Regions from separate parts of the Homo sapiens genome. Here region 1 is linked to region 2. Evidence: chromatin loops called from intact Hi-C (ENCODE). Cell type or tissue: PC-9. All regions are shown on one strand.

Region 1 (2,500 bases), 190 kb after region 2:
TGTTTAAAGCAATACTTGAGACCCCCAAAGCATGTCTAGTAGCACTAAAAAGTTTGAAGATCATTTTAATAAAATTTAAGTATAAGTGAAATCCATGCACTTCTATTATAATACCACTTACCAAATAAATGTAACCATATGACTAGAGGGGGAAGTAATTGCCTTTTATTTTCTGGCCATAAAAAAGAGAACGAAATTCTAATCTTTTACTTTTCTGTTTCTTTCATTTTAATCAATAAAGAAATACAGTGAGCATTCACACTGAGTGATACATTTCAGGTAAAGGCATGAAGTATAATGCACTGAACATTCAAATTATCTCATGAAGAAAACTTGAGATCTGAGCAATTCTCAGTCATCACAGATACCTCAATACAGTCACAATCGCTCATATTTGCATTATTTACCCAAAACTTTATGGACAGTTCTAGGTATTACATTAACTCAAGATTTCAGTCTGTCAATAAGAAAGTAAACAATGGGGAGTCTATTATTTCAGATACCTACTCTATGCCCGGCAAAGTGTCAATCACTGGAAAGAGAAAGGTGTGTAATAGAGTCAGGTTCCCTGACTATAGGTAATCTCCCAGACAATCAATTAATGAAGGTAATTCCCCACCAGTGCCACCATAGTTCATGCAAAAGGGAGAGAGTCTGAGAGTGCACACTGGGAGGACCCTACAGGATCCTGGGCTTTGGCAATTCCAACTGTGGTCCATGTTCCCACCTCTTCCTTAGTCCTTAAGGCTTCCTGTTTCTAAGATGGTGTGCTTTATGGTGTCTGAAAAATAGTGTCTGGAAAATAGGATATACTTTTTCCTTCCTTCCTCATGTGAAAATGTTCATGAGTGCAAGTGGAAGAGAGAAAAACAGGGGAAGACCTTTCCCTCTTACTGGAAAAAAAATGCAGAAGGAAACAGATTTTGTTCATTTGCTCATTTTTTAAAATAAGAATTATTGAACACCTAAGACATTGCAAGACTTATGCAAGTTCCTGGAGGCACAAAGATGGCAAAAGACACTTTCTGCTGGAAAACAGGTCTCAGTTCAGCGGATGAAATGAGGAGTAAGAGGAATCTGCTCCACAGCTATAGCCATGATCTGTGGGGTTTCTGTCTTACATATATGAGTATTTCATGTCATAAGACCATTTTAAAAAGAAGCCAAAAATCCTCTCAAGGAAAAATGTAAAAACAAAACGTGGACTGCAGAAAATGGTGCTTTTTTATCTTTTCTTTTTTCTCTTGCCAATTATTTCAACCAAACAGAATTTTAAATGCACATGTATTTTGTGTTTCTTTAATACATTAACTTATTCTTTGACTCCTTTGTCAAAGAGAAACACTGTTATTACTGCACAGTACTGACATATACCCACCATCTAGTGGCCAAATCTTGTCACTACAGCCTTGCTCACATAGGGGTGAGAGGAACATCTTTCTCACATCATTTTCAGGTGGTTTTTAAGGATTACGTTTAGTGAAAAAGAAGTATTCAGACAATGATGAAGAACACAAAAAAGCAGATTTTATCTATTTTTTCCAAGCCTAAATTGTGAAACATAGAAGCAATTTATATATAAAGAATGCCCTTCCTTTGAGTGCTATAGAGAACTGCGGCTCAGCCAACCACAGCTCCAGTAGGGTTGTCTGGCTTCAGGTGACATGGCAACACCTGATGAGACTGGTGGAAACATGATCACTAGACACAAGCAGGCACACTTTAAGATCCAGACTCATACATCTCCATCCCTGTACTCACTGCAGCATGATTCACAATGGCCAACATGTGGAAGCAACGTGTTATATGTTCATCGACAGACAAATGGATAAAGATAATGCGGTATGTACAAAAAATGAAATATTATAAAGTCTTAAAAAAAGAAAATCCTGTCACATGCTACAACGTGAATGGCCTGGAGAACACGCTAAATGGAATAAGCCAGACACGGAAGGACAAACACTACGCGACATGACTTATATGCTGAGTCTAAAATAGTCAAACCCATAGGAGCAGAGAGTGGAACTGCAGTTTTCAGGGGCTAAGAGAGAATGGGGAGATATTAGTCAAAGAGTACACAGTTCCAGTTATACACGATGAATAAGTCCTAGAATCTATTGCATAGCATAGTGCCTATAGGTAACACTATTGTATACTTAAAAACTTACTAAGAAGGTAGATCATACATTGTGTTCTTACTGCAATAATAATAATGATGAGTAATAAGTGACAGTGATGATTTCATGGGTGATGTGGTTTGGCTGTGTCCCCATTCAAATCTCAGGTTGTGGCTCCCATGGTTCCCACCTGTCATGAGAGGGACACAGTGGGAGGTAGTTGAATTCTGGGGCAGGTCTTTTCCGTACTGTTCTCATGACAGTGAATGGGTCTCATAAGATCTGATGGCTTTATAAAAGGGAGTTCCCTTTCACATGTCCTCTCTTGCCTGCCGCCACATAAGACCTGCCTTTCTCCTTTTTTGCCTTCTGCCATGATTGTG
Region 2 (2,500 bases):
TTGAGAGGACAGTTCTGACTACAGAAAGAAAAAGCTTATGTTTGTCCGAAACAAAAGAGAAACGTTATTCTAATTACCTTAAAGTATCAATATTCCTTTACCCTAATCCTGACTGATGAACCGTTAACTATGGGACACAGCATTTCAGACACTCACATCCAAGAGCCTATCTATGAATTTGGGGTAGCGAACAATACAAGGTTTGTAGCATTTTTTTCCTAAATGTATTGGCCAGTTGTTCTCACTGTGCTGGGAATCCTGAGAAGCAGTATTTTGTTTGTTTTGTTGTTGTTGTTGTTGTTTTGTTGTTTTGTTTTTTATTTTTTCTCTGCCAGTGTGCTGACCTGCTGGTAGGTACTGAAGACCAACATTAATTCATAGGAACTGACATTTAGTTCAAGGGCCTTTCAGAGTTCAGAAGCATTTAGAAAAGCATCAGTGAAAGCAACTTACATACCTACCCTTACTGGAGATACAGTCCCCACTAGCTCAGAGGTGCTGAATACCTCCTAGTGAATTGTCTTCCCATGTCATTGATGACTGGTTAACTCAGATTCTCCCTTTGCTTTCCATCTTCCATTCATTTAATCATTAAGGCAGAGTACTGGGCTTTGGGGGTATTTTCTTTTTAATTATAAAACTACTGTCTCCAAAAAAATGATCAAAATACTGAAAATTGAAAATCAATATGATAAACACTCACTAAGCACATACAAAAAAATTATTGTTAATTGCATTTTAGTGCATTTTTCTGGCATTGTTTTGTCTCTTATTTTTCCTTCTTTTAACTTTAATGTTCTCAGAATTTGTAAGCATACATGATTGCATTTTCTCATAGCACTTCTTTTACATAGAATAACATGTGATTAAGAGAAAGAATGGTAGTATTGTGTTTTAGTTCTCAACAGGAGGTATATCAGAATGACTAGGAAGATTTTTCAAAAACATTATTTCTCACACAAAGATATGCTTTGATGGAAAGGGAACAGGGGAAGGGGAGGGCATGATTGGTGCCTGTGCCTTCTAACTGAAATTCCCAAGTGACTCATACCCTGTCTCATAACTCAGGAGTGTGACTAAAAGAAACTCAACCTCTGAATGAGGAAACCTAGGTTTTAGTCAGAGCCCCAGCATTCTTTATGTATTTATTCATTCAACTAATACCAAGTGAGTGTTTTCTCGGGCTGCACTGGGCTAGGCTCTACGCTTCAAGTGTTAAAGAAGACAGACAAGTTCTCTGACCTCCTGGAGCTTAAAGTTTAGTTGATGTGACAAGCATTAAACAGATAACCATCTTAACATTAATTTAATTTCTGAATAACATTTTTTTTACCCAGTGTGCTGTGAAAACCTTAGCTATGTGATCCTAGGGAGTTAACCTAACCTCTATGCCTCAGTTTCAGCATCTGCAAGATGGCATAATTCAGACTTGACAAATGACCTTACTAGACTGATGGTAGAAAGATTTAGAAATAATAGTTGTAAATGTGGTGTGAAAAAATATAATGTGTTAAATAAATATTATGATTGCCATCAGTTAGAAAGATTAAAAAATATATGCACACACAAATAATCCATATCTTCCCTTCTAGTTAACATATATATTCTGGTGACACCATCATCAAAATGAAGGAAGATATGATATATCCAACTAGCTTCAGTGATTTCCTCAGTAGATGTGGAATAAGTTAAAGTAATTGTTAATTGATGACTAGGTACAAACATTTCTGCTTATCTATCACTGTTAACAAACTGCACCAAACTTCAGTGGCTTAATAGAGGTTAAGAATTCAGAAAAGACTCATCTGAGAGATTCTTATCTTCGCAAAAGACTGTAACATCAATTGCAGTCACTCAATGGTATTCAGGTGGCGGCTGGGCTAGTGCGGGTTGCGGGGTGAGCAGAGGAAGGGAATGCGTAAGCCGGGCAGCTTGCAAGGAGAGCTGGACGACCAGACTCAGTGGGCCCTTTTCCCCTCCACATAGCCACAGGCGCTCTTTATGTGGTCACCATGTTTTGCTTCTCACATGGAAGATCAGGGCTCCTAGAGTGAGAGTCCCAAGAAACTGAAAGTAGCAATTGCCGATATATTAAAGCCTGGGCCTGGAAATAAGCATGTTTCCCTTCCACTGTATTATACCAAAGCAAATACAAAGTCCACCCAAATTCAAGGGAAGGAAAAATCAATCTCATTTCTCTATGGGAGGAAGGTCAAATAATTTTCAGGCATCTTTAATCTGCTATGCAAATACTGGTAAACATCAACTCTTGCTTAATTCTTTTCTCCACTGGCCTCAGCCCCCATTCATCCATCTTTGTTTCCACAACATGTACAGTGTCAAGTAAACTCCTCATTTTATATAAGATTTATAACAAAGAGAGGAAACGGGGGAAAAATTATTCCCTGCAGGCCCCTTAAAGACGTGACTGAAGAGAGAAACTTGCAACAACTCCCTAAACCAACCAGCGTAAGTACATTCAACCCACAAGCTTGGGGAA

The links. A loop is a pair of places that touch in the nucleus more often than their neighbours do. Peaks named below come from ENCODE experiments on the same cell type or tissue, not always from the same donor. Only the 100,000 strongest peaks of a DNase experiment are listed, where the experiment ranks them.
Region 1: a loop joins it to region 2, with 1.9 times the contacts of the local background. A loop is called at or near these places in 3 of 110 quality-filtered maps.

The regions. Positions count from the first base shown.
Region 1 is chr3:109,730,967-109,733,466 of GRCh38, reverse strand. All of the region lies in intron 2 of LOC124906267 (a long non-coding RNA gene), which reads right to left. Among named protein-coding and RNA genes, the nearest start is that of MIR4445, 130 kb to the right of the region's middle. In PC-9, CTCF peaks have their summits at 1,191 and 1,398 (motif pointing left); no DNase peak of the experiment used is centred here.
Region 2 is chr3:109,925,950-109,928,449 of GRCh38, reverse strand. No RefSeq gene overlaps it. Among named protein-coding and RNA genes, the nearest start is that of MIR4445, 320 kb to the right of the region's middle. RefSeq lists an enhancer at 716-1,915. In PC-9, no CTCF peak of the experiment used is centred here; a DNase peak (open chromatin) is centred at 1,089; H3K27ac peaks cover 2,500 bases.